2 separate regions of the Homo sapiens genome follow, and region 2 is linked to region 1. A link is a loop called in an ENCODE intact Hi-C map of the cell type or tissue named here. Cell type or tissue: PC-3. All regions are shown on one strand. Each heading gives the region's core, and the rest is flanking DNA. Links, peaks and the distances in the headings are about the cores only. Region 1 has its middle 18 kb from the start of PLCB4. Region 2 has its middle 100 kb from the start of RNU105B.

Region 1 (15,394 bases), core at 3,449-11,448:
CGTCTCAAGAAAACGGGGGTGGTGGGGTTGGGGGGAATACAGAGAAAAAGACTGCCTTTCCCCAAGACTTCAAGTTCTGAGAGGGAAGCATTATATTCCTGTGCCTTATTTAGCCTGCCTGTGAGTCTATACCAGTGTATGTATATAAACTTACATACATACATTCTTTGTTCTTCTTATACACTATTCTCTTTAAAATTTTGTAAATTATATATATGCATGTAGAGCAGCCTCTATGTTTGTAACAGCTTCATATCATTCCATTGTATGGATGTGCCATGATTTATTACATCTGTACAATTCATGACTATTCCTTACTATAAGAAACAGTGAAAGTAATATATTCCCACGCCCTTCTCCTTTTCCTCCTCTTCATCATCCAAAACTGTAGTTGCTTACCACATAACTTGTCTCAGTGTTAATCTTTGAAGCTTTAAATATATCTTTACTTCTAATACTTGCTTTATTTGATTTATAATATCTTTGACATCTGGTTCTAAAGGTAATCAGTATATTTACATTGCTTTTCATCTTTCTCCTCCTTCCTTTCCTGAATGTTACTATGTTACTCCTACATTTTCTGGGTTTGATTGGCATTTGATTTAGTCTTAGTCTTAAAATTAAATCATTTCATTAACAGTGAATGTGCTGTATTTTCTCCAGTCATCTCTTGGTTTGCTGACATTTGGCCTATAATAATTTTTTAAGGGATTATGGAATTCATAATCCTTAATGAATGCATGCCAAGATGTCTGTCTGTTCACTGCATACTTAATTGATTGCTTGACTTTGTTTAAAATTTTTGTTTTACCTTTTCTTTCCCTGAGGACTTTGTAGGCATTGCTTCTAGCATATAATGTTGCTGTGAGGGTGTCTGAGGCTGGTCTGATGCCTTTTCCCTTAAAGATTAATTTTTTTAACCAAGATTTCCAAAGGATTCTTTATCTTAAAAGTAAAATAATTTTACTATAATATTTTTACATCAATGGTAATATTTAACAGTGAAAGACAGAATGCTTTCTCAAGTTTTAAATTCAATGTTGTTATGACTAACATTTTCTCATATTATATTTTCTCATATTTTGAGATGAACTATATGTGCCTTAGATTGCCTTGTTGGTCTTCCATATGTCACTTCTCTCTAATCTTTCTTAACTCTTCATTCTTTTACATTATATTTTGCTCACTTTTCTTAATCCTATCTTCCATGTCTGCTACTGTGTTATTCGGCACAGATTTTTTTTCTTTCTACTTCTCACTGGAGTCTCTATTTTTGTGATTTATTTTTCTCTCCCATTTTTCCCTTGCCTGTGCTAACTAATCTCCTGGTTATATCTTACTTCATCTTCTCTGAAGTTTCCTGGTGAAACAGATTTGCATTTATCTTTCCAGCCCACAAAAAGGCAGCTTCAGGGCTATTCCCAAAGCAAGGTCTCTTTCCTCCACTCTGCTGCATTGAGAGACAGCTCCCTACAAATAATCATATCTGCGTAAGTCTTCATCAGCCCTGACTCTTTGGTAGAAAATTTTGTCTAGGGAAGCTCTCACTACCAGCTGATAGTCTTCCTTTCTGTTGTTTAAAACAATCATGTGTAAATTACATTTCAAAATTTTTACAATATCCCTAAAAATAGGCTGTGTGCTTTGGAAAATTCTACTCTGTTGTCTTAGTCTTAGATCTACTTCAATGGGGTGTCTTGTTTCAGCATCTTCCTATATTCCTAGTTGATCATCATTGAATGTTGCACCCCTAACTTACATATTTGTTAAGGGTCAGGAAGTTGTGTTTTTTTCTCATTTTCTTTTGTTTTAGTGTGCTTTGCAAGAGGGAAAGGAAATATTTCTTTACTAGGAAATTTTAAAATCAGAAAAGCATAGCAATAATTTCCATATTCTAGCTCATTTGTCTTCTAATTTCCAAGGTCTAGTATGATAGGTACTTAATTAAATTGCTAAAAGGAAAACAAAGAAGGAAAGTGTATTAGTTTTCTATTGTTGCTCTAACAAATTACTTACAAACTTAGTGGCTCAAAGCAACACACATTCGTTATCTCAGTTCTGTCGGTTAGAAGATCAAACTGAGTCTCACTGGGTAAAATAGGGGTGCCAGCACAGCTGTGTTCCTTTCCAGACTCTCTAGAGAAGAATCTGCTCCCTTGCATTTTCCAGCCACTAGAACCACCCGTACTCCTTGGCTCATGGCTCCCTTCCTCCGTCTTCAATGCAGCAATGCTGGTGGCGGGTCAAACACTTCCCACATGCCCTCACTCTGACCTTCTTTTCTTGTTCCCTTTCTACTTTTAAGTAAATATATGATTATATCCAATCCACCTACATAATCCAGGATAATCTCCAATATCTCAAAATCCTTAATTTAATCATGTCTGCAAAGTCTATGTTGCCGTGTAAGGAAACCTATTTATAGGTTCTGAGGATTAGGACACGGACATCTTGGCGGAAGAGAGCATTGTTCTATTACAGAGGAAGGAAGGAATTAAAGGAAAAAGTAAGTTAGTGGTTCTTACGCAGATTTAATTCTATGACACAACAGCAGGGTTCTATTTGGCATTAATAGAGGCTGTAAAGTTTCAAAGTACTCAAATACTTGGCCTATCCTGAGATAAGTAAAAATCTTACAGAGTGGGATTGAAAATCATATTTTGTCTCATATAAATATACCTCGATTAATCCTGTTTTTAGGAAGAAATTATATCATTTAATATATATTATTCGAAAAGTCTGTTAAAGCATTTCCTAGATGTACTGGTTACCAACACAGTAAATAGTACAAGACGGGCCCGCAGACCCTCTGGTCTGTGGCCTGTTAGGAAGCGGGCCGCCCAGCAGAAGTTTAAGACGGTATAGCCAGTGATCATTACCTCCTGAATTCCACCTCCTGTCAGATCAGCTGTGGAATTAGATTCTCACAGGAGTGTGAACCCTGTTGTGAACTGTGCATGCAAGGGATCTAGGTTGCATGCTCCTTATAAGAATCTAACTAATGCCTGATGAGCTGAGATGGAACAGTTTCATCCCAAAGCTATCCCCACCCCGACCACCCTCCATGAAAAATTTCATCCAGGAAACTGGTCCCTGGTGCTAAAAAGGTTGGGGACGGCTGGTATAGGAGATCAAATATAAATATAAAATTAAGTGTAAATATAAAGCAGTATATACAGTTTAAATATAGGTATAAAATATAAATAAAATATATAATAGATACATAGACACAGAGATATTAAAAAAAGATAAATACTAAATCTAGAGAATAAATGAAGAAATGTTTCAAATTTATCATGATTAAAAGAGACACTTCTGAAATTACCTTTTGAAATCTGAATTTATTCTTTCAAATGAGATGAAATATAGGGAAAGCTTTTGATAACAGAAAGACTGTACAAAAAATATTAAGTTAACACAAATGACATTCAAGAATTATGCAAATGAAAACATCTAGGATCTAGTTGTAAAATGTACTTGGAGAGGTGAACTGCTAATTACAGCTTGGATTAAATCTCTGACACCTTGAAGAAATAAATAAATTCATTATTTTTTAAAAAAGAGAATGAAAAATAGTTCTGAGAATTTCCATGTAGACTACTGAAAATCTCAAGGCAAATCATTTATTTGAAACTGCCTACAACATGTGGGGAATGTTTGATTTGGTTTTGTTTTAATCCCATTTGAAACATCAATAGCTTCTGTGATGCCTCTTTAAAGTGGCCCTATTGCTCCCAGCCGCAAAATGCAGATCTAGAACCCTGGAAACGGCATCTGGACAGATAGCATCTATTGCCCACTGTTCCTCACTACTTTTTAATACTGCACTGATGTTTTGCCAAGGAAGCATGACTCTGGTTTCATCTGGCTAATGGCTTTGCGTGCATTTTTCTTTTGCCTATTTCAGTGTCATCTCCATGAAGGCACCACAGTACTTTTTCAGTGAGCCAGGCCCAACAGATTATGGACATTAAGGCTGGGCTGACTCAGCCTTTGGGCTAAATTTAGAAAAATAAAAATAAATAGAAGCAGAAATGAGTTAAGTGGAATTAAATGTAGGTACAGATGAGGAACTGACTAGTGCAATGGAGTTTTCCAGGTTCAGTTTTGGTGAATCTAGGAAAGGATCGTCGAGGTGGCTTCTTTCACTCCAGTTTCTCCATAATTGTGTTAATATCAGGAAGAAGATTGTCAGTCTACTACTGATTCCAATGTTAATCTCATCCAGAAATACCCTCACAGACATACCCAGAATAATGTTTGGCCAAATGTCTGGACACCCCATGGCCCAGTCAAATAGCCACATCAAATTAACAATCACAAGTGCTTAGTACAGTATCTGGCACCTACAAAAATTCAATGAATGCTAGCTCAGGACTCTTTCAGACTACTTCTAGAGCTTATTAATCTCTTTCTTTCTCTGAACTTCTACAGTGGTTTAGTGGTAGTACTATAAAGGAATGACTTTATATAGCACTTACATTATTGTAATGCATTTTATTGATTGTTTATGTACATTATGTTTTCCCAAAGAGACTAGGGAGGTAAAAAGAGAATCACTGGCATCTTCAGCTGCTGAATAGTAAGGAGAACCATGGCTTTTCCCTTCCTCTTCATGAGAGAAAGGAGAGGGGTTCTTCTCCCACACCACACCAAAGAGAGATGCTCTGAATAAACTATTTCTAAAGATTTTGTTTTGCCCCTTAGAAAGGAAGATGGGCATCTCATGGGGCATGTAGTTGGGCAGCATCTGGTCTACAAAACCTATTGGCCCACTTTGTGCTAGCTATTACAGCTAACTGGAGCTTGAATGAGGGAGCAGGGGAAGGAAGTTCTTGGGAGAGCTTGAGATGTAGCTGCAGAGTTACTGAAAGTAACTCTGTCTTATGTCTCAGGACATAAAGTATAATGCCTGCTTCTCACGTGGAGATCATTATCAATGACAGGAACTTGTGGTGGGTTGGGGAGAGGAGCCAGGCAGGAAGGGACTGTGGTGTTGCATGCTGGTAAGAAGATGTGGGCAATCTTCACCGTATCTCAGTGCTCTGAGACTCTTAGAGGGCATACAAAAGGGCTTCAGCAATTTCCACGCATGAAGAAGCACAAAGGATAGAAAAGGAAGCAAACCCAGTAGCTACTTCAGGCTATATGATGCCCAACCCAGAAATGGGGCTGAGGACAAAGGGAGACTTGGCTGCTGCTCTCCACAAGGTCCTCGGTGGGGCAGAGGCAAAACTATGCTGGACATCACCCCAAGAAACAATGCATCACCATCCTAAGGGAAATCACCTTGAAATAGGCCATCAGCTGCATACCCAGCCAGAGGAAGACTGGGGCATGTTCCTCCACCAACAGACAGTCATTTCTATTTCCATTTCTCCTATTTCCTCACTATTTATATAAAACAAAGGATTACAACCTGGAAGGAGAGGAAAGAAACGTTCCCATAAAAGACAACGAATTTCCAGGCTAGGAGCAGTGGCTCACGCCTGTAATCCCAACACTTTGGGAGGCCGAGGCGGGTGGATTACGAGGTCAGGAGATCAAGACCATCCTGGCTAACATGGTGAAACCCCGTCTCTACTAAAACTACAAAAAATTAGCCGGGCGAGGTCGCGGGCACCTGTAGTCCCAGCTACTCGGGAGGCTGAGGCAGGAGAATGGCATGAACCCGGGAGGCGGAGCTTGCAGTGAGCCGAGATCGCGCCACTGCCCTCCAGCCTGGGCGACAGAGCGAGACTCTATTTCAAAAAAAAAAAAAAAAAAAAAAAAGACAATGAATTTCCTTTCTTACATGGGAGAAGAATTAATAATGCTGCCCACACTGCTTCTCTCCCTGAAATTTCCAAGTTTCCAAGTCAGGAGGTAAGAAGATCTCTAAAAGGTCTAAATTAAAACTAATTTAAACTGGAGATTTAAAGTGGACCAATCTGAGTGCAGTGGAGCGTGTGATCAAAGCTTACTGCCTGCTCGACCTGCCGGGCTTAGGTGTGCCTCCTGCCTCAGCCTCTCAAGTAATGGGGACTACAGATATGTGCTACCACACCTGGCTATTTTTTTTTTGTCAGTAGAGATGGGGTCTCATTATATCCCCCAAGCTGGTCTTAAACTCCTGGGCTCAAGGGATCCTCCTGCATCAGCCTCCCAAAGCACTGGGATTACAGTCATGCGTCATAACACCCAGTCTGATTTTTTTTTAGGTAACAAAGTATAGAAAGATATCACTAGTTACCACCAATATTGAGTTCTTTCTTTCTGAGCACATACAAAAAAAAAAAAAAAAAAAAAACCTTACATTTCTCATCCTTCTTGGAGTTAGGCAGAGCTGTGTTTTATTTGTGAATCAATGGACTGTGAGCAAAAGCGACAAGTGATATTTTCATCTGAGAAAGTAAAAATCCTGCAGGGTTTTCTTTTCCTGCTGTGGCCCCCTGAAAATATACATATTAGATTAAACTGAGTCATGAGATGTAAGCAGGCTGGATCTCTGAGTCACCTCTTGGAAGGGAGGTGTCCTGGAGTTCTGCTGGGCCCATAGCAGATTTTCTATGAGTCATAAACCTTTGTGAAATCACTGGGATTCCTAGCTAATTTATAATGACAGGATAGTTTAAGCTATTCTGACTCATGTAGGAATTGAAACTGGAAGTAGAGGGCTGTCATAACACAAACCTAAAATGTTTGGTGGAGACTTGTCAGTTAGGTGGTGAACAACTGGCTAATGTGTATCCGAGTCTGGAAAAACAGTGACGCATATATTACAGGAGCAAAATATTTCTTAAAACAGTTGTCAATGGAACCTTGGGACATGTATTAGATTTTGATTATTACTCCAATGAATTACTACAAATTTAGGCTGAAAGCAACACAAACTTATTATCTTAAAGATCTGTAGTGCAGGAGTCCTATGTGAGTCTCACCAGGCTGAAATCAAGGTGTCAGCAGGCCGCATTTCTTTCTTCAGGCTCCAAGGGAGAATCTGGGTTTTTGCAGTCGGGTTGTTGGCAGAATCAGTTCCTTGCAGTTGTAGCATTGAGATTTACATTTCCTTGCTGACTGTAAACTGAGGGCTGTTCCAGCCTCTAGAGGCTATCTCACATTCCTTGACTTGTTATCCCCTTCCTCCACCACCAAAGCCAGCAAGGGCAGATACAGGCATACCTTGTTTTACTTGTTTCACTTTATTGCACTTTGCAGATATTGCTTTTTTTTTTAATAAATTGAAAATTTATGACAACCCTGCATCAAGCACATCTGTTGGCTCCACTTTTGCAATAGTGTGTTCTCGCTCTGTGTCTCGTTGTCACATTTTAGCAATTCTCACAATATTTCAAACTCTTTCATTATTATCAGGATGATCTGTGATCAGTGATCTGTGATGTTACTATTGTAATTGTTTTGAGGTGCCACAAACTGCGCCAATATAAAGTGATGAATGTTGTGTGTGTTCTGACTGCTTTACCAACTGCCCATTCCCCATCTATCTTCCTTCCCTCTGGCCCCCCTATTCCCTGAGACAACAATATTGAGATTGGACCAATTACTAATCTAACAATGGCCTCTAAGTGTTCAAGGTGAAGGGAAGGGTCACATGTCTGTCACATTTGATATAAAACTAGAAATGATGAAGCTGAGTGAGGTAGGCATGTCAAAAGCAGAGATAGGCTGAAAGTGAGGCCTCTTGCACCAAACAGTTAGCTAAGTTGTGAATGCAAAGGAAAAATTTTTGAAAGAAATTAAAAGTGCTATTCCAGCGAACACACAAATGTTAAGAAACCAAAACAGCCTTATTGCTGATAGGGAGAAAGTTTGTGTGGTCTGGACAGAAGATCAAACCAGCCCAAATATTCCCCTTAAGCCAAAACCTAACCCAGAGCAAGGCCCTAATTCTCTTCATCCTATGACAGAGAGGTGAAGAAGCTGCAAAATTTGAAGTTAATGCAGCAGGTGACATTAAGTTGAAGCCAATGTTTATTTACCATTTCAAAAATCCTAGGGCTAGGCCAGGCGTGGTGGCTCACTGCTGTAATCCCGGCACTTTGGGAAGCCGAAGTGGGTGGATCATCTGCGGTCAGGAGTTCGAGACTAGCCTGGCCAACATGGCAAAACCCCATCTCTACTAAAAATACAAAAATTAGCTGGGTGTGCCTGTAGTCTCAGCTACTCAGGAGGCTGAGGCAGAAGAATTGCTTGAACATGGAAGGCAGAGGTTGCAGTGAGCCGAAATCACACCACTGCACTCCAGCCTGGGTGACAGAGCAAGACTCTGTCTCAGAACAAAACAAAACAAAATACTAGGGCTTTTAAGAATTATGGACCAGGTGCAGTGGCTCATGCCTGTAATCCCATCACTCTGGGAGGTCGAGGCAGGCAGATCATGAGGTCAGGAGATTGAGACCATCCTGGCCAACATGGTGAAACCCCATCTCTACTAAAAATACAAAAAATTAGCCGGGTGTGGTGGCGGGTGCCTGTAGTCCCCAGCTACTCGGGAGGCTGAGGCATAAGAATGGCATTAACCTGGGAGGCGGAGCTTGCAGTGAGCCAAGATCACACCACTGCACTCCAGCCTGGGCAACAGAGCGAGACTCCATCTCAAAAAAAAAAAAAAGAATTATGTTAAATCTCTCCCTGTGCTCTGTAAATGAAACAACAAAGCCTAGACAAACAGCACATCTGTTCACAGCATGGTGTACTGAATATTTTGAGCCCACTGTTGAGACCCACTGTTTAGAAAAAAAGATTCCTCTCAAAATATTGCTACTCATTGACAGTGCACCTGGTCACCCAAGAGCTCTGATGGGGATGTACAAAGAGATTAATATTGTTTTCATGCCTGTTAATGCAACATCTAATCTGCAGCCCAGGGATCAAGGAGTCATTTCAACTTTCATGTCTTATTATTTAAGAAATACATTTTGTAAGGCTACAGCTGCCATAATTAGTGATTCCTCTGATGAATATGGGTAAAGTAAATTGAAAACCTTTTGAAAAGGATTTGCCATTCTAGATGCCATTAAGAACATCTGTGATTCATGGGAAGAGGTAAAAATATCAACATTCACAGGAGTTTGGAAGAAGTTCATTCCGACCTTTATGAATGACTGAGGGTTTAAGACTTCATTGGAAGAAGTCCCTGCAGATCTGATGGAAACAGCAAGAAAGCTGGAATTAGAAGTGGTTCCCAAAGATATGACTGAATTGCTGCAATCTCATGATGAAACTTGAACAGATAAGCAGTTGCTTCTTACGGATGAGCACAAAAAGTATTTCCTTGAGATGAAATCTACTGCAGATGAAGATGCTGTGAACATTGTTGGAATGACAACAAAGGATTTAGAATATTCCATAAAGTCAGTTGATAAAGCAGTGGCAGGGTTGAGAGGATTGACTGCAGTTTTTTTTTTTTAATTTAATTTTAAGTTCTGGGATACATATGCAGGATATGCAGGATTTGCATATCCTACGGCTTTTAAGGGCTTTTAAGAATTATGGACCAGGCACGGTGGCTCACACATGTAATCCCATCACTCTGGGAGGTCGAGGCCGGCAGATCACGAGGTCAAGAGATTGAGACCATCCTGGCCAACACAGTGAAACCCCGTCTCTACTAAAAATACGAAAAATTAGCTGGATGTGGTGGCGGGTGCCTGTAGTCCCAGCTACTCGGGAGGCTGAGGCAGGAGAATGGCTTTAACCTGGGAAGTGGAGCTTGCAGTGAGCCAAGATCACACCACTGCACTCCAGCCTGGGCAACAGAGCGAGACTCCATCTCAAAAAAAAAAAAAAGAATTATGTTAAATCTCTCCCTGTGCTCTGTAAGTGAAACAACAAAGCCTAGACAACAGCACATCTGTTCACACGGGCTGCACGGGATACACGTGCAGGATTTGCTACGTAGGTAAATGTGTGCAGTAATAGTTTGCTGCACTATCAACCTATCCATTAACTGTGTATCCTGATGCTCTCCCTCCCACTGGCCCCTTGACAGGCCCCAGTGCATGTTGTTTCTCTCCCTGTGTCAATGTGTTTTCATTGTTCAGCTCCTACTTATAAGTGGAAACATGTGGTGTTTGGTTTTCTGCTTCTGTGTTAGTTTGCTGAGAATTATGGCTTCCAGCTCCATCCATGCCTCTGCAAAGGACACGACCTCATTCCTTTTTATGGCTGCATAGTATTCCATGGTGTATATGTACCACATTTTCTTTATCCAATCTATCATTGATGGGCATTTGGGTTGATTCCATGTCTTTGCTATTGTGGAATGGTGCTGCAGTGAACATATGTGTGCATGTGTCTATAATAGAATGATTTATGTTCCTTTGGGTATACACTCAGTAATGAGATTTCAGGGTCAAATGATATATCTTGTTCTAGATACTTGAAGAATTGCCATACTGTCTTCCACAATGGTTGAACTAATTTACATTCCCACCAACAGTGTAAAAGCATTCCTATTTCTCCACAGCCTCACCAGCATCTGTTGTTCCTTGACTTTTTAATAATTGCCATTCTGACTGATGATTATGAAAATCTCATTGTGGTTTTGATTTGCATTTCTCTAATGATCAGTGATGTTGAGCTTTTTTCATATGTTTGTTGGCCACATAAATGTCTTCTTTTGAGAAGTGTCTGTTCATGTCCTTTGCCCACTTTTTAATGGGGTTGTTTGTTTTTTTCTTGTAAATTTGTTTAAGTTCCTTGTAGATGCTGGATATTAGACCTTTGGATTGACTCCAATTCTTACAGGAAGTTCTACTGTGGGTAAAATGCTAACAAGTAGCGTTGCCTCCTCACATAAAACATTTGTGAGGGAAGAATCAATCAATGAGGCAGATTTCATTGTTGTATTTTGTTTTAAAATTGCCACAGCCACCACAGCCTTCCTTCAGCAACTACCAACCTGATCAATCAGCAGCCATCCACATTGAGGCAAGACTCTCCACCAGCAAAAAGATTATGGGTCTCAGAAGATTCCAATAATCATTAGTATTTTTACCAATAAAGTATTTTTAATTAAAGTATGTACATTTTTTCAGACATAATTCTTTTGTGAACTTAATAGACTACAGTGTTGTGTACAAATTTTATATGCACTGAGAAATTTAAAAATTTGCGTGACTCAATTTATTGTGATATTTGTTTTATTGTGGTGGTCTAGAGCAGGGGTCCCCAACCCCAGGAGCCACCAACTGATATCTTAGGAACTGTTAGGAACCAGGCTGCACAGCAGGCGGTGAGCTGCAGGCAAAGGAGCATTACTGCCTGAGCTCCACCTCTTGTCAGATCAGCCGTGGCATTAGATTCTCACAGGAGTGCGAACCCTATTGTGAGCTACTCATGGGAGGGATCTAGGTTGTGCACTCCTTATGAGAATCTAATGTCTGATGATCTGTCACTGTCTCCCATTACCCCCCAGATGGGACTGTCTAGTTGTAGGAAAACAAGTTCAGGGCTCCCACTGATTCTATATTAAGGTGAGTTGCATAATTATTTCATTATATATTACAGTGTAATAATAATAGAAATAAAGTACAAAATAAATGTTATGTGCTTGAATCATCCCAAAACCATCCCAGCTCTTCCACTGCCTGGGTCTGAGGAAAAACTGTCTTCCACGAAACCGGTCTCTGGTGCCAAAAAAGTTGGGGACTGCCGGTCTAGAGTCAAATCCACAATATCTTTGAGGCGTGCCTGTGTATTCTTTTTATGTTGTTTTCTCTGACTTACCCTTTCTGTGTGGAATCCCTCTGACTTTTACGCCTCTGCTCTTAAATAACTCATGCCATTAGATTGGGACCACCTAGATAATTTCCCTATTTTAAGGTTAGCTGATCAGCCACCTTAATCTGTCCACAGCCTTAATTCCCCCCCTCCCCGCCCTGCCACCTTTTTTTTTTTTTTTTTTTTTTTGAGTCGGAGTCTCGCTCTGTTGCCCAAGCTGGAGTGCAGTAGTGCAATCTTGGCTCACTGCAACATCCGCCTCCCAGGTTGAAGTGATTCTCCTGCCTCAGCCTCCCAAGCAGCTGGGACTACAGGTGTGCACCACCATGCCCAGCTAATTTTCTTTTGTATTTTTAGTAGAGGCAGGGGTCTTGCCATGTTGGCCAGGATGGTCTCGAACTCCTGACCTCAGACTATCCACCCGCCCCTTCCTCCAAAACTGCTGGGATTACAGGTGTGAGCCACCGTGCCTGGCCTTAATTCCCTTTTGCCATGTAAAATAACATATTCACAGGTTCCAGGGATTAGGATGGGAATATCTTTCACAGCCATTTTCTGTATAACACAGGAGTCGTATGAGCCTAATAAACTGGTAGCTCTTGGAGAAGAGGATGAAAACTTCAGGAGTTGATTGCAGTTGGCTGCATTTGGCGCAGGTGCTACAAGAAAGCAATGAGCTCAAGAAACAATTGCCAACTTGCAAGTAAAAATGAGAGGAAACGGAGATTCTAGAAATTCAGGACCTCGTAATTTTGGTAAAGCCCTCTGCTTCCAGTTCCTAAAGAAAGAGATGGAATTAAAAAAAATAAAAGATTGATGTAACAAAATAGCAGGATAAACTTTCAGTTGATTAAAAGACATCAAGGCAAACAGACTAAGGGTATGTTTTTTGTTTTTTTTTCAGATGAAGTTTCACTCTGTCACCCAGGCTGGAGTGCAGTGGCGCGATGATCTTGGCTCACTGCAACCTCCACCTCCAGGGTTGAAGCAACTCTCATGTCTCAGTCTCCTGAGTAGGTAAGATTACAGATGCATGCTACCTCACCCAGCTAATTTTTGTATTTTTAGTAGAGACAAGGTTTCACCATGTTGTGCAGGATGGTCTTGAATTCCTGACCTCAGGTGATCCACCCACCTCGGCCTCCCAAAGTGCTGGGATTACAGGCGTGAGCCACCACACCCGGCCTAGAGGTATGGTTTTGAGTAAAACTTTTCAGTGCCTAGGGGTATGGTTTTGAGTAAAACTGTTCAGTTGGATAAAATGACTCAAGGCAAAGATAAGAGTAAGTGGGTAGCCTTCTTACTGAACCCCCATACCCATAAGGTAAGCCCCATTAAGTTGAAAATGAGACATGGCATCTGAGTCAGTGAAGCAAATAGGGCTTCAGAATAATAACCAAGACCTTGATTTTGGTCATTGGTCACATGGAACGGATTGCAGGCAATTAGGTCATAAGCCTGCTAGGTTTGGGGGAAGAATTGCTAAGATCAGATAAACCTGTGACTATTTCAGGTATAAAGCAACCTGAGGAGAGTCTTTTCCCAAATGTCAATTTCAAATGTGGCTGAAAAGGATGATGGAATAGGAAGAAGCTTCAGAGGTCAGAGTTCACAGATCCCATGGACAGGTTGCTGATCAAGAAATGTTTCCCACCCAGGGAATGGCCAGGACTAGGGCAAGTGAGGCATTTGCCCGAGACACAAAATTTACAGAGCTGCCAAAACACTCAGTAATCAAAATGACTAATGCTTTAATGCAATATAGCAGTCCCCCCTACAAGACCTCCAATGAATACCTGAAACTGCAGATAGTACTGAACCCTATATATGCTATGATTTTATTCTAGACATACATACTTATGAAAAAGTTTAATTTATAAATTAGGCACAGATTGTTGTTAAGAAATTAACAACAACAATAATAAAATAGAACAACTGTAAAAATATACTGCCATAGATGTTATGTGAATGTGGTCTCTTCCTGTCCCTCTGTCTCTTTCTCTCTCCAAAATAATGTAATATTTTCAAACTGTGGTTGACCAAGGGTAACTGAAACCGAGGAAAGTGAAATTGCTGATAAAAGGGGACTGCTGTAATTAAAAAATAAAAATGAATGCAGAGAAACCCATGATAAATGAAATGAAATTTAAATAAACAGAATTTATTTATTTATTTATTTTTTTTTTTGAGACGGACTCTCACTCTGTCACCCAGGCTGGAGCGCAGTGGTAAGATCTCAGCTCACTGTAACCTCCGCCTCCTGGGTTTAAGCGATTCTCCTACCTCAGCCTCCTGAGCAGCTGGAATTACAGGTGCCCACCACCACGCCTGACTAATTTTTGTATTTTTAGTAGAAGCGGGGTTTCGCCATGTTGGCCAGGCTGGTCTCGAACTCCGGACCTCAGGTGATCTGCCCGCCTTGGCCTCCCAAAGTGCTGGAATTACAGGTGTGAGCCACTGCACCTGGCCAGACAGCATTTATTCTTGAAAAAAAGAAACAAGTTTGAGCAAGGTGATGACCAGTGGGGCCCAAACTAATACTTCATGTTGATACAATTGAGAAGCAAATGGAAAAAGACTAACTTTTCCAGTTTCTTATTGCTTTTCATTTTACAGATAATGATTACTTAAGATTCACTAATTAGCTCTTAACCCCACACCTACCGTCATCATCAAATTTCAATGCATAGGTGTAACTCACTTAGTGATATATTCCTGACATTTTATGAAATTTGAATTTCTTTTTTACTGTCAAATCATATCTTTTCTTTAGAGCTGTTTTATCTTCTGCCTTATTCATCTTCAAGTGGCAGCGTCTTTTAAGCTACTAAATTTCTCTGTTCCCAGGTTGATCTGCTAAGGAGTTAAGGATCTAAATACACATTTAATTGTGAGAGGAATTAAAAGCTCAGGACCTCAATTCACTATGCCAACAGGAAAAAATTAAACGGAAAGCTGAGTCATGCAAGAACCTGCCTTTCCTTTTGTTCTTAAGCAGTTAGCTACAGGTAAAATATCTCCATAGGTAGCGACTCTGTTCACCTTATCTTACGTAAAGTGCCCATTCACTGAGCACAAGGCAAATGCATAATTGATGATACCTCCACCGGCTGCTTTTCTCTTGAAATATGTGGATGATGCTACCTTCCCTCTTTCCCTTCCAGCCCACTTTTCCCTTTTATATATTGAAGCCCTCAAAGTCATCTTTGGAAAAAGGCACGGACCCTAGACAGTTTCTGGGTTTCCCTGATTTGTTGTTGTTGTTGTTGTCGTTTGTTTTTCTCTCAGACATTGTCCTTAACCTTGGCAAAATAAACTTCTAAATTGATTGAGACCTATCGGAGATAATTCTTGGGTTACAAAATATACTAACATAGTTTATTTAAATTTTTTAAAAATATTTATTTCAATAGTTTTGGGAGGTAAAGGTGGTTTTTGGTTATGTGGATAAGTTCTTCATTGGTAATTTCTGAGATTTTAGTACACCTGTTACCCAAGCAGTGTACACTGTACCCAGGATGTAGTCTTTTATCCCTCACCCCACTCCCAGCCTTTCCCCCACCCTGAGTCTCCAAAGTCCATTGCATCATTCTTATGCCTTTGTATCCTCCTAGCTTAGCCCTCACTGATAAGTGAGAACATACCATATTTGGTTTTCCATTCCTGAGTT
Region 2 (15,394 bases), core at 4,886-12,885, 120 kb after region 1:
CCTTCTAGGTTTCCATTTCTTCAAATGGAACAGGTGAATAAAAAGTTCTTTCCCACAGAATTGGAGGAGCAAGCCCTATAAAAATCTGTGTTCGTTAAATGGAAACATCTTGTGGCTTCTTTGATAATATACCTAATGCAGCAACTGGATTAATTGATTTGCATTTCTATGACTGCACACAACATTCTGGGTGAAGAACCAAAGGACATCAGCATGAGAAAAACAATCAACTAAATTTAATTTGGTTATTGCCCTGGTCACACAGGGTGGTGGTTTTAAAAAAATGGCTGAAAATCCTTTGATATTATTCCCATTTAGAGGTGGGGTATAATCGCCTCCCCTTGAATTTGCTTGGGTTTGTGACTCATTTATAATTAACCGAATGCAACAGAAGCAATGCTGTATGATTTCTAAGGCAAAGTCAGTTCCCCTGGGTTCTCAGGGAACACTCGCTATGGGGAAGTTAGAGGTTAACCATATAAGAAAACTGACTGCCCTGACATCAACATGCTGGGGAATTACATGTAGATGCCCCAGTCATCAGCCCTAGCTAAGTCCACTGACAGCCTGCACCTCCTGCTAGGCACTTGAGTGAGCCATCTTGCGTGTCCAGTCCTTCAGATGACTGCAGTCCAGCCAACATCTGATTGCAACTGCATGAGAGATTCCAAGAGACAACTGCTCAGCTGGGCTGTTTCTGAATTCCTAACCCACAAGACCAAGAACAAGATAAAATAATAAAAGCTGCTAAGTTTTGGTGTAATCTGTTATGTAGCAATAATATCAGCAATAATAACAAGAAATACAGTCACAATAGCAAGTGAATATTACTCTAACCATTTGAGGGTGATGGTGGAGATGCTGGTGGTGGTGGTGAAACAACACAGCTTAGCAATGTTAGATGGATACATATTGGTTAGGACTTATTTGTGTCATTAGGACAGAATCAAAAAGAGAAGCATAATGGAAGCAATGAGTTGAGAGAAGCATAATGGAAGCAATGAGGGACAAATCTTTGTTGCGCTTCATTCCCATTGAGGTGATGGAGGTAACTTTTTAAGGGCTATACTGACTCTTAAGCACATAATAGCCATGACTGCTTAACACTGTCAAGCAAGGTCTGGTTTTATGTCCATAGATTATCTATGGAGTGTTACATAAAATCTATAAGAGGCCATTGATTTGGACTGAGCTCCTACATTAGGCTCCAACAGACCAAACCGAAATGGAGTCAGTCATGTTCAAGTTCTCCATTACCATTACTCTATTACTTAGATAATAAAACTAAGTGTTATTATCTGACTTTCCAAGAAATCAGGAGAGGGATGGCTAGTAGCCAAACTCCCCAAAAGGCCAGTTTTAGCCAGCATGATAAGGAAGTCCCCTCGACTTTAACTCTTTCAAAAAGAGTAATGTGAAGTAACCTGATGCTAACTAATCTGCTTTTTGTTCCCTGTTTCTGCTTTCTTCAGCCCCTTTTTGCCTATAAAGCCAACTCCTGCTCAGGTCATCAGAGAGCCTTTTCTAACTCTTTAGATGAGATGCCCCCCAAGGCATGAAAAAGCCAATTAGATCTTTAAGTTTGTTGAAATTTGGCTTTTGCCAAGAGCACAGGCCACACCTGAATCTTAGCCACCACTTTAAAACATGTATGTTTCCTTATAATCAAAAATTGAAAGACGTGGGGGAAAAGGGGGAAACAGAATCCAATCATAAATACATCTTTCCAAATCTCACATTTGTAAAACTCTTTTAACCTGATTTACCCTGATATGGTTTGGATCTGTGTCTTTGACCAAATCTCATGTCGAACCGTAATCCCCAATACTGGTGATGGGGCTTTGTGGGAGGTAATGGGATCATGGAGGTAATCTTCATGAACCTTCATGAATGGTTTAGCACCATCCTCCTGGTGCTGCTCTCATGACAGTGAGTGACTGCTCAAGAGATCTGGTTGTTTAGAGGTGTGTAGCACCTTCCCCCACACCCCTTCCTCCTGCTCCAGCCATGTGAAGTACTGGCTCCCCCTTCGTCTTCCACCATGATTGTAAGTTCTCCGAGGCCTCCCCAGAAACTGAGCAGATACTGCCATGCTTCCTGTACAGCCTGTGGGACCATGAGCCAGTTAAGCCTCTTTTCTTTTAAATTACCCAGACTCAGGTATTTTTTTATAGCAGTGTTAGAGCTGACTAATACAGACTCTAATTGGCAATGTATGACAAAATGCAAAAATAAATTTTTTCAAAAGTATATGAGGTAGTGATTCATTACCTGGGATCATTAAACTTTGAGGTATCTCTCCAGGGGTCCTTAAGATTTTTTATTGGCTTTTAAGTAAACATTTTATTTAAGTATAACATATTTAGAAAAGTGCAGTAGGAGGTAGTGTACAGCTTAATAAATTTTTTACAGGCTGAACACACTTGGGGAACTAGAGACCAAGTCTGAAATCAGAACATGACGAGTTCTCCACAAGTTCCCTTATACCTTCCTCTAGTAAGTACTCCACCTAATCATCATTCTGGCTTCTAACACAATAGATTAATTTGGTCTGCTTTTGAGCTTTATATAATGAGACTCACACATTGTATACTCTCTTGTCTGCCTTCTTGTGCCCCATATTGTGTTTGTGAAATTCATACATGTGGTCAGGTATAATTGAAGATTGTTCATTCTCATTGCAGTATAGTATTCCCTTGTGCCAGTATACTGCGATTTAGTTAGCCATTCTTCTACTGGTGTTCTCAATAGATTTATAATATTTCATACAGCTTAATGGAAAATGTGAAGCTCTAATTGGAATCAATTCTGTTGAAAACCTTGAGTATCGAATGTGGTAACTTTGGTTTGGAATAAGCAGTCACTATGATCTTATTGTTGGACACTCACTATGGAGAACCTCTGATTGGCAACCCCAGTCTTTGATGATATTTTTTTTAATGGCCTCAAAATGCAGAGTTGGCACTGAAGTCCTTTTGGCCTCAGTGTCTGTAAGGATTCAGCTCTTAAAATGTCAGTGGTTCCCTCTGAGGGTAAGTTTATGGCAAGGAAAACACTGAGCTGAAGAAAACATTGGGCTTAGAGGTTTAGTGGAATGATCAAATCAAATTTCTGAATTACAGTCTGCAGTTTTTGTGGGCTTGTGAAGGATAAGCACATGCTAGCTTCAGAAGACATGCCACGAGGCAGCTCTCTTTATGTGAAAATATCAGGTGACACTACTCTTATTAGGAAACAGAACCCATGCAATTCACACCCGCTTAAAATAAAAAGCAAGTTATTAACACTTCCCAACAGCCATGATGACTGCAGTAAACAAAGGCAGTCTCCTGGCATCAATAAGAAATTGTGGCAGGAGCAGGCTGTGACATTGGGCTACAACTTAGACCCCATCTGAGTAGTTTACCTCCCTTTTGTTGAAAAACTGGGATCTTTGTGTTAAACCTGAAGATTCTCTCCACGTGATTCTTTACCTAGAGTCCTTAATACACACCTTTATGCCGCGCTATATCAGGAAGAATTCTATCCCAGTGACCTCTAATTAACCAGACATCAACTCTGTACATTGTCCCAGGACGAGTCAATTCTTTCAGGAGTTAGTTTCTTAAAACCTAGACCTTATTTTTTGCTTGGGTAATTTTGTGATTCGTGGAGGCAATTTTGTATTAATCAGGGTAACATAACTGCTGTTACAGAAAAGCCTCTATGCCTCGCTCGTTACTACCACTCCCTTCCCTGCGCCCATTCCCTGCTGGGCCAGAGAGGCCACGCCACTGCCTGGTAAAAAGAGTTGGGAGAAGAAAAGCCGAGAAGCGGGTCCTAAGGACGAGCTCGCAGTGCTCCTGAGGAAAGCGGCGCCAAGATGGCTGCCTCAAGGGGGAGATGGAGGCCGAGTCACTCCGCTCGCCCCTGGAGGCCGGATGCTGTTTTCTAATGTGATCGTCCTGCCCTCGGCCCTGACTGTCATGGTGGCTGTCACCACTTCCGGCCTGCTGCCTACACAGATTGCGCTGTCTGAGGGAGAGGGATCCTGGCAGTCCCAGGACCTGCCTTCTTGGAAACAGCAGGGTTGGAGCACAGGAGCACCTTGTAGATGGGCTTGTGAGGGAGCAGATTCCACTGCAGAAACCCCTGTAGAGGAGCAGGACGCAGGGGACATGCTGTGGCCCAGACAGTGGTGGTGGAGCAGATGGAGCCTGCATCTGCCCAATTTGGCCAAAAAGTCCCCATACTCTCTGTGAAAAAGATTTCCAGAAGCTGTGTCAATAACAAAGCAAAAAAAAAAAGAAAAGAAAAACACAAAATCATAAACACTAAAGATCATTCTTGAGTCTGATTTGAAAACTGGGGTCAAATTCTGCAGAGGGATGCAAGGGACAAGATAGCCAGATCTGTAGGTCCTCTCCGTCACACCAGGGAAAATGCTCCATTCACCATTCCTCAGGTCCGGCTCCAGTTTGAGTTCTGTCTATATCGGAGGGGTTTTAAAGCTAGAGGTCACAAGGTTAAGAGATCAAGGCCATCCTGGCCAAAATAGTGAAACCCAGTCTCTACTAAAAATACGAAAATTAGCTGGGCATAGTGGTGCGTGCCTGTAGTCCCAGCTACTCGGGAGGCTGAGGCAGGAGAATGGCTTGAACCCGGGAGGCTGAGGCTGCATTGAGCTGAGGTCACACCACTGCACTCCAGCCTGGGCAACAAGAGCAAAAATCCATCTCAGAAAAAAAAAAAAAAATAGAGAGAGGTCAAGAGGGGAAAGTGTCATGTCATAAGTCAGAGTAGAGTCAACAAGAAAATAAGACAGTGACTGACGCCCTACTGTATACTGGACATTGGTTAGCTACCGGGGATGCGGAGATGAAGAAAACATAGTCCCTTCTTCAAGAAGCTCAATCTAGCAAGGTAGATAGACTCTTTACAGGCAGGACCAGGCTTCCCTGCAGCAGAAGAAGACTTGAAATCAGGGTCATGAGCCTCAGCAGGGACGGGTCAGCATGCTGCCCTGAGAGGATCATGTGTGGACCCCGGGCTGTGGCATGCTTCTGCTTTGACCCTCTAGCTGCGCTGTAGGACCCGGTGGGGCCTGGAGTGGCCTGAGGTAGGGGCTGCAGTGAGCTTTTTCCACTCCCCCAAGGCACTGCATAAGTAATGTCACTTTATATTAACACAAAATCAGGGACACAGTTTTTTCAAACACAGGGTGCTTCCCCTCCCCACAGTCCAGCCCGACAGATGGTCTATCCTGATTGGTGGGCCCTTGTTTCTGTTGGAGAGGAGACAGTCCTCAGGGTTCCAAGTGGTCAGTTGTGGCCCACAGGCCACTGGCAAGTGGAGGCAGAGCTGCAGAGCCCTCAAGAGCCATGGAGAGCCTGTTGCCCGCTAGGAGATGCATACTCAGCTGCTGATGGCCCACCTGTGGATGGCAGAACTAGTGATGTGCAGAATCCTGGGACTAGTGCCAGTGAGTGTTGGAGGGAGGTGACTGACCTCCTTGGCCCACACCCCACTGAGAATCCCGCATCTGCTCAGGGGCAGTAGAGACCATGTGGACCATCAGGACTTGGTAGTGAAGGGAAATAGGGAAGCAAGACATCGTGGTCACCCAGCGTCTTGGGCACAAGTCCCTCTGAAGAGTGTGGATGATGACAGTGACTTAGGTGCGTTCTTTAAATGTCCTGAGGGGGAGATTGGAGAAGCAGACATGCAACTGTGGGAAGAAAACCAAAGGGATAAAGTACTCATAGCATAAATCCAAAGTTGGCTCAGCCAGCAGGCCTCTCTGTAGGGTGCAAGTGGACAGCTGAAAAGGGACCTCCGGAAGCTACAGCTGGCGACTCCCACTTTGCCTGGACTGCACCAAGAACACACGATGGGGTCTCAGCAGGAAGTCTACTGCTTGGACCTCAGTAAAGTGTACTAAAACTTGAACTGTGTCTTACATACCTGTGATCACTACAAGAAGATGGCCCAAGACCTGGCCGAGGAATAGAAGTAAGACACTTCCAGTTCTCAGAGAGAAATCCTCTTCTATGAGAAAACGGCCCAGGAAGGCTGGGCGGCCACCTTATCTACTGAGAGACCACTCCAGGTACTCTGGAAAGAAAGTAAATGCAACAGGCAGAAGCTGGCTGACTGAGAGGCCAAGTTCCAGCCTTTCCCAAGGGGCCCTTTGGCTCCTAGGGCTCCACCTATAGCCCACAGGGGCCTGGAAATACCAGGGGGACTGTGGCCTACTAGGGACCCAAGGAGGGAGGCTGGTCATGATGTGTGAGCTTGGGTCCACAGCACCTGCTGATTTGATTCTGTTTTCCCTGTAGCCAGGTCCTAAACACCCAGAGACTCACCAGAACATCAGCTGGTGCTGCTCACTTTAAAATACTTTTGATTGATCTCTTGTCAGTTTAGCTACTGTTCATTAGTTGTTGCTGAAATTGCTTTCACTGAAGTTTGATAGATCGTGTTAGGATTGCAAGGTACTATTTTTCAAATAAAGATTGTTTAATATAAAAAAATGCCTCCAAATATCAGTGATTTAACATGAGACATTTATCTCTTGCTTATGTCGCAATGTGATGTTGGCATTCCTGATCAAAAGGTGGGCATTCCAGGAAACATTCAGAAGCTCAATTTCCTTCCATTTTGTGTTTCTGCCTCCTCAGAGCCTCAGGGGCCTATGTAATTTAGACGACGATGAGGAAAGAGATAATACAGAAGAGACCTCAAACTGGAAAAGACATGTATCATGTCTACTCACAGTCTGCTCATAGAAACTAATCACAAGGTCTTGCCTAGATGCAAAGGGTTCTGGGAAATGTCATCTCTTGCTGGGCAGCTGCTTTCTAGCTAAACACTGTATCAAGGAACACAAAGCACACATTTTGGTGGAGAACTAGCTGTCTCTTCTACAGAAAGTGTTGGACATTACATTTTACCTTATTTTAAAAGAAACAACAACACGACATTTGTTTAATTTTAATTAAAATGTGTGAATCTAAGGCTACAAAATTGTGTTACAAAAATATAATTTCATTTCCTATAACTCAAAATAATTTGCATTTTGAAGCATCATCCCTTCAGTACAGCAAGAAAATTTAACTGGGGTCTCTAAAGTGTTTCCTTCCCAGAATTTATGTCAGAATTCTGGAATGAATTTCTGAAATGTCGGGGATCGGGGCAGGAATCTTTTGATGGATTATTGTTGACATGGGTCCTCATGAGATGTCCACTAGAGAAGAAGTCGTGCTCTTTAGTTCTAGTGATTTTGTTATGCTATTCTCAGGGCATGGGAATTTTTCTGTGTCTTCTCACAAACCAGTCCCCTAGAATGGAGGCACTGAGGTAGAAAGATGTTGTTTCCCTTTGCTCTGAGATCCCAGATGTTTTTCAAGCACTACTCTCCAATCCTAATCCCAAAGGGAGGAGTGTAGCAATAAATCTTAGGAAGGGAAATCCTTCTTTCAAGTTTCTGGCTGCTAAGTTTGGACATGGTTTGTTTTTCCCCACCAAATCTCATGTTGAAATTCGATCCCCAGTGTCACAGTGTTGGCAAGTGGGCTGTAATGGGAGGTGTTTGGATCATGATGGTGGAATCCTCATGAATAGATTAACACCCTTTCTAAGCAGTTAATGAGTTCTCACTCTATTAGTTCCCAAAAGAGAGCTGGTTGTTAAAAAGAGCCTGTCCCCTCCTCCCTCCTGCTCTCTATTGCTTCCTCTCTCACCTTGTGACCTCTGCACATATCTGCTCTCCTTCACCTTCTGCCAGGAGTGGAAGCAGCCTTAGGCCCTCATCAGATATACATGCCCAGTTTCGAATCTTCCAGCTATCAGAATTGTGAGCCAAACAAACCTTTGTATAAAGATAAAAATTTATCTTTATAAATTACCCACCCTCAGGTATTTCTTAATAGCAATGCAAAATGACCAAGACACTGACCAAAATGTTTTGTCTATACCCCAAATGCTCCCTTTTTTTCTGAAGTTTAAGCTGTACTTCAAACATGCAAGTCAAACATGCAAGATAGATTTCCCCATCGAGATCTTTTTACTTTTAATTAGTAATGGTTCACCAGCACTTGGAAGAGTACTGGGCACATAGTCATCACTCAATAATATTTATAGGATGAATGTCCTTCAAGGCAGATGACATAATCCTCATTTTACAGAAATGAATACTGGGACTCAGAAAGGCTAAGAAAATTGCAAAATGTTCCAAATCTAGTAAATGGGAAGGCCAGGAATTTAACCCAGGAAGTCAGTCTGCAATCATATTTATTTTAAAAACCCTTTGCTTTCTTCCAACTCATCTGTAATGCATTAGAGAAAATCCTGGACTTGGATATAAAAACTCCCTGTCTTACTGTATTTGTGATTTTGGGCAAATCACTTAATCTCATTATATGGTTCAGTTTCCTCATCTGCAAAGTGCAAATAATGACACATTTCTCACAGATGATTGGGAGGTTTAGATAGTGATAAATTGACCACTGGGAAGATAGGTAGTTATGTCAGTCATCCGTGGTCACCATACACAACAGTGAAGCAGACAACCATGCAACCACAGTGACATAAAACTGTCAATTGATAGCTCACACAACTGGGGTCAGTTAGGGTCCAGCTAGGGTCCAGCTAGGCAGTTCTGCTGATCTTGGCTGGACTCATTCATGTATCTGGGGTTAGGCTGGCTGTCAGCTGCACTAGGCTGGCCTTCACTTGGATGACTGGGTGATTCATCTCTTCCATTTATTTCTCATCCTCCAGCAGGTTACCCCAAGAATGTTGTCATGGTGATAGCAGAGGCACAATAGAGCAGATGAAAACACATAAATTCTCTGAAGTCAAGGCTTAGAAGTAGTACACCATCACTTCCACTGCATCCTGTTGACCGAAGCAGGTCACATAGTCTAGCCTATTTAAAGACTGGGGGAATTGACTGTTTCTCTTCAGTAGGATGACTTGCAAAGTCAGAGGGCAAGGGGCATGGATATAGAGAGGGAAAATAATTGGGCCATTAATGGGATCAATCTTTGACAGTAATTAATACAGTTTAGTTCAATCTAATGTGTATTGGGGCATATTAAAACTTGGAATCCACTTAATGATTCCTCTGGAAGCTATTTCATAACCTTGTTTTAGCTTCTTTCCCTTCTGTTTCATTAGATGAATCCCTAGCTACTCTCTGGAAAAGAGAAGGGTGGATGGAACCCCCTCAGGGGATATAGGCCTGTTTTCTAACTGGAGATTTTCCCTAACTGTGCATATGTCTACAATTAGTAGATTACCAATGTGTATGTCACTCTCCCTTTTTTCTGAAAAAAGGAAAATCGCTCTCTTGTTTCCAAGTAAGGTTTAAGCATTTCTCTATTTGGGGTTGTAGGTAAAAATCCATCAGCACAGAGATCTGGGACACCTACCAAGCTCCTCCTTGTACTGCACAAGGGCAAGGACTCCAGGTATACTGGGCACAACGTGGATGTTTTATTGACCTTGCGCATCACCTAACCGTTCTCCACTGTGCTAGCTTTGAAGACAAAGGGAGTTAGGTGAGCTCCACAGTCTCCTGGTATGGGAGAGACAGAGAGAAACTCTGGGTTTGATATGTTCTTTTAAATAACATGGGCGTACATCATTTTATTGTGCCTTGCAGATATGGCATTCTTTACATATTGATGGTTTATGGCAACCCTGTGTCAACTAAGTCTATCAGCAACATTTTTCCAACAACATGTGCTCACTTTGTGTCTCTGGGTAACATTCTGGTTATTCTCACAATGCTTACAATTTTTTCATTACTATACATATTATGGTGATCTCTGATCAGTGATCTTTGAGGTTACTATTGTAATTCTTTTGGAGGTACCACAAACTGCACCCACATAAAATGGCAAACTTAATTGATAAATGTTGGGTGTGGTTGGACTGCTCCAAAAACTAGCTGTTCCCCATCTCTCTACCTCTCCTTGAGCCTCCCTATTCCCTGACACGAAACATTATTAAAATTAGGCCGATTAACAACCATACAATACCCCCTAAGCGTTCAAGTGAAAAGAAGAGTTGCACATCTCTTACTTGAAATCAAAATCTAGAAATGATTAAACTTAATGAAGAAGGCATGTTGAAAGCCAAGACAGGCCAAGAGTTAAGCCTCTTGTGCCAAACAATTAGCCAAGTTTTCAAAGGAAAAGTTCTTCAGGGAAATTAAAGTGCTTCTCCAGTGAACACATGAATAAGAAAGCAAAACAGCCTCTGGCAATATGGAGAAAGTTTGAGTGGGCTGGATAGAAGATCCAACTAGCCAAAACGTTCCCTCAGGCCAGAGCCTAATTCAGAGTGAGGCTGTGACTCTCTTCAATTCTAGGAAAGCTAAGAGATGTGAGTAAGCTGCAGAAAAAAAGTTAGAAGTTAGGAGAGGTTGGTTCCTGAGGTTTAAGGAAAGAAGCCATCTCCATAACATAAAAGGCCAAGGTGGAGCAGCAAGTGCTGATGGAGAAGCTGCAACAAGTCATCCAGAAGATCTAGTTAAGATCATTAATGAACATGGCCATAATATCAGCATTAACAGGAATTTGGAAGATGATTCCAACTCTTATGGATGACTTTGATGTGTTCAGGATTTCACTGGAGGAAGTCACTGCAGATATGGTGAAAATAGCAAACAGCAACAACGAAAACCTAGAATTAGAAGTGGAGATTAAAGATGTGACTGAATTGCTGCTGTTTCATGATAAAACTTGAGTGGATGAGCAATTGTCTTTTTCTGGATGAGCAGAGAAAGAAAGTAGTTTATTGAGATGAAATTTACTCCTGGTGAAAAGGCTGTGAACATTGTTAAAATGAAGACAAAAAATTAGAATATTAAATAAACTTAGTTGATAAAGGCAGGGCCGAGGGAATTCACTCCAATTTCAAAAGAAGTTACATTGTGGGTAAAATACTATCAAAGAGCATTGCATGCTAAAGAGAAATTTTTTGTGAGAACAAGTGTCAACTGATGTGGCAAACTTCACCGTTGTTTTATTTTAAGTAAGTGCCACAGCAACCCCAACTTACAGCAGCCACCACCCTGATACCTGGCTCAACAAAGCTGTTTGGACCAAAGGAATAAGGCATGTCCCATCCACGTGCAATTGTCCAGAAAATGTAATGAGGATAAATCTTCATCAAATAAGCTCTATATTTGGGTTCCCTATGTACCTGTTACTATCAAAAATCTATAAACAGTCAATGTGGATGAGAGCTAATTGCTGCTTGTCAAATAAAGTTATAAAACCACACACACAAAAAAAGAGAAAGCAAATAAATACCTGACCCCTTTTTGAGCCTGCCACCTCAAGGACCACAGTTGAATTTTGCTTTCCTGATCTGTATCTGGCCATTCCAAGCTATGTGGATGATAGGTAGTGTTGCTGTAGGACCCCTTAAACTCAAGTCCCCACAGGCACAAAGGCTTATCTCTGCTCACTCTGAGGCTGTTACTGATCTTATTTCACAATAACGAAAGGAGACCTATTTATTAGGAACTCATCTCCTGCCTGCAGTCTCAGGGAGTCAAACCCTCTTTTCATCCAGCCACCTGGCTCGGTATTTTGGAAGAGGCTAGATGAGGGTACCCTCTCTGATTCTAACTGAGCCACACAGCCAGGCTTTGATTATCCTAAGAACACATTTCTTCCAGTTCGGCAAGTTCAGAAATACCTAGGTAATTAATTTTTCTTAGAATCTGCATCATAAAAATCTCTGCTGAAATGAAAGCTGGCAGTAACGATTTCAAGGTAAGTGAAGTCCCAATCTTAAAACTGGTTCTGTTCACTGAAATATTTATCCAGTTCTTCAGATATGCTAGATGGGAAGATACATGCCTGCCTTCAAGGAGATCACAGTCTGGAAGGTGAAGTAGATAACTAGATCAATACCAAGAGTAACTGGGGCAGGTGCAAGAGAATGTTACATATAACTTTTTTAGTTGTCTTTGAACGATGGAGAGGTGGAGATAAATGCCATGTGGAAACTAAAGAGCTGCCAGATATTTCTCAGATGATTTGCATCTCCAACTGTCTCCCCATTACTCCCCTACTGCCAGCCTATATAAAAAGAATTAGCAGGGCCTGGCATGGTGGCTCACGCCTGTAATCTCAGCACTTTGGGAGGCCGAGGTGGGTGGATCACTTGAGGTCAGGAGTTCAAGACCAGCCTGGCCAACGTGGTGAAACCTTGTCACTACTAAAAATACAAAAATTAGCTGGGCATGATGGCACACGTCTGTAATCCCAGCTACTCAGGAGGCTGAGGCAGGAGAATTGCTTGAACTTAGGAGACAGAGGTTGCAGTGAGCCGAGATCGCACTGCTGCACTCCAGCCTGGTGGATAAGAGTGAAACTCCATCTCAAAAAAAAAAAAAAAAAAAAAAAAAAGAATTAGCAGATTTTGTTGGAGACTTTGGGGTTGAGTTTCAGGTGGAAACTTACTCCGTCCTATAGGATATGGGAAGGGAAGGTGCTCCCTTCCTCCAGTCAAGGGAAAAGGGCACCATAAGTCTGGTTACTTGGAAGAAAGAGGGACTTGCTTTCTTTGCCTCACTGCTCTGTGCATTTGTTGCCCTATCTCTGGATTTTTTGATCAGATTAAAGTGATTGGTGAGAGATGATAGAGGGAAGGGAGCAGCTCCACCTCCACTTTCTGAATAGGGGAAGTTCTTGAGTTTCCAGATGAGTCAAATGGACAATAGGGTCCTGATCCTGAGCCGTCTTTTCAGTACCCCAGCCAGTAGAGAGTCAGAGGGGACAACATGAGCTGTGGATTACACCTTGAGGGTAGAAGATAAAGAGATGGAGAAGAGTCTGATGAGGTCCCTGTAGAGTAGAGAACTTCTTCTTGCCAGGGAACTATGCCCTTGGAAACATCTTCACAGGCTTCCACCAGAAAGTCAGCCTGTGGGCACCCTGCACATGAGAGCAGTATCGCAGCAGCACCAGCAAGATGCCCTTCTCTGCATATCTGGATTATGGACCATATTCTCAGTCATTCTTAATTTTTTATTTTTAACAGATGGGGTCTTGTTATGTTGCCCAGGGTAGTCTCTAACTCCTGGGTTCAAGTGATCCTCCAGCCTTAGCCTCCAGGCACACCCTACTGTACCCACCTCCTTATTTTCTCAGTCATTTTAAATGAACTGTAAATTTCTATGTCTTGCCCAAAGTTGTGGTTGGAAGCACTGTCTATTCTACAAATACCCAGACAATACAGGGGTTCAGTTCCTGGGAGGAGTTTGCCTGAAGAAGCAAATCTGGTATCAGATCCTAAAACTGACATGTTTTCTTTTTATCTTAATGCCAGTAACCTCAGAACCATACCCTTGCCCAATGGGGACAATTAGCTCATCTCTCTCATCCAGAAACATCATCCTTTGCTCCCTTAAGTGACCCTTACCCTTCTAATTGTGCTGTTTGACAGTTGGTTTAATTTTGCAGACTGCCTCATGCCTCCTTGTTAGTGTTGACTCCAATTTTAGTCTTGCATGTGTGTTCCCCAATGTGAGATGTGAGGAGTGACACATTGACATCGTGGGCCTTCAATCTGGATCAAAGGGTATCTGTTGTCCAAATACACAAATGACCACAGCTGAAAGCAGAAATGTAAATCTGACTCTAATCAGTGAATTTGCTAAGCTAGCATAGTTCCTATTTTTAAGAATTAGCTACAGTTTACTTTTACATATATTTTTGCTCTCTGAGCTCTCTGTAGTTAGAAAAAGCCCTAATTTCTAACTACAGAGATTGGCCCAGATTCAAGAGGAGAGGACATAGGACCCATCATTTGACAGGAGGAGTCCCTTCAAGTTTGAGGCCACGTTTTAAAATTACCACGATTATTATCTGGAGGAGAGACTTTTCAAGTGATGTGCAGTCTTGCAAAATTTATTTGTGATGCTTGTTTTTAGCTTTAACCAGAAAACATTACCTCCTGAAGCCAGTTAGGGAATCTTAGGAAGATTTTATTTCTGTGATTTTTGTAATGAAAGATGATTGGCCAGGCATGGTTGTTCATACTTCTAATTCCAGCACTTTGGGAAGCTGAGTCAGGAGGATCACTTAAGCCCAGGAGTTTGAAACCACCCTAGGCAACATAGGGAGAATCTATCTCTACAAAAAATTTTAAAAATCAGTGGGACTTGGTGGCACATGCCTGTGGTTCCAGTTACTCAGAAGGCTGAGGTGGGAGGATTGCTTGAGCCCAAGAGGTGGAGGCTGCAGTGAGCCATGACCACACCACTGTACTTTGGCGAGGTGTCCAAGGTGGCTCTTGTGGCTGACATAGGATACTGGTTGTCAGCCGGGAGCTCACCTAGGCCCTTGATGGAGGCACCTTCATATGGCATTTCCAACATAGTGGCCTCAGGGTAGTTGGATTTCTTACATCATAACTGGCTTCCCCAGAACGAGCATCACAAGAGAACTAGCAGAAGCCACATAGCCTTTTCTGACCTAGCCTTGGAAGTTACCTGGTGTCACTTCTGCTGCTTTCTGTTGACTACAAGCAAGTCACCAGGGTTGGTCCAGACTCAAATTAAGGGCGCATAGAACCCATCTTTTGACAGGCAGAGCCCCCAGAATTTGAGGACATGTTTTAAAATTACCATGATTATTATCTGGAAGAGAGATTTTTTCAAGTGGTATCTGGTCTTGCAAAATATATGGGACTATTTAGGGAAACTACTTGAGATAAGGCTGAAGCCATCCTTACATATGCCTGGGATCTGAATCTATACCAACAAAGCCTTCTACACTCCCTCTTCACCTACACTTTCTATTAGGCTAATTGAGGCAGTGGTTTCTCTACTTATTCCATTTAATATTGGGTTTTTAAATAGCAATTTGGGACAAAAACCTAGGCTGTCACAACTAGTACCAGTGTTAATAGTTGCAGCATACTGATAAAAAGGAAAATTCTGCCCTCCTAAAACAAGTTTCCTTGTTTGGATTTAGTAATATAAAACCAAATATTAACATATAGTCATGTGTTGCTTAATGATGGGGATAAAATTCTGAGAAAAGTGCTATTAGGTGATTTTGTCATTGTGCAAATATCCTAGAGTGCACTTACAGAAGCCTAGATAGTGTAGCCTATTACACACCTAGGCTATACAGTATAGCCTGCTGCTCCTAGGCTACAAACATGTGTAGCATGTTACTGTACTGAATACTGTAGGCAGTTGGAACACAATGCAAAGTATTTGAGTATCTACATATATATAAACATAGAAGAGGTACAGTAAAATGTGGTATTATAATCTTATGGGACCACCATCACTTCAGTGGTCCATTCTTGACCTAAAAGTCATGATGAGGCACACAACTGTATTAACTATTTGTCCTACTATAGAATTATTAGCAGAGAA

What was found. Peaks named below come from ENCODE experiments on the same cell type or tissue, not always from the same donor. Only the 100,000 strongest peaks of a DNase experiment are listed, where the experiment ranks them.
Region 2: it touches region 1 in a loop (4-fold over the local background); 5 of 110 quality-filtered maps call a loop at or near these places.

Annotation. Positions count from the first base shown.
Region 1 is chr20:9,042,893-9,058,286 of GRCh38, reverse strand. No RefSeq gene overlaps it. Among named protein-coding and RNA genes, the nearest start is that of PLCB4, 18 kb to the left of the region's middle. RefSeq lists an enhancer at 6,089-7,288. In PC-3, for the core only: no CTCF peak of the experiment used is centred there; a DNase peak (open chromatin) is centred at 6,596; H3K4me3 peaks cover 934 bases; H3K27ac peaks cover 2,254 bases.
Region 2 is chr20:8,925,741-8,941,134 of GRCh38, reverse strand. No RefSeq gene overlaps it. Among named protein-coding and RNA genes, the nearest start is that of RNU105B, 100 kb to the right of the region's middle. RefSeq lists enhancers at 3,443-3,945, 3,946-4,450. In PC-3, for the core only: no CTCF peak of the experiment used is centred there; a DNase peak (open chromatin) is centred at 8,124; H3K27ac peaks cover 2,521 bases.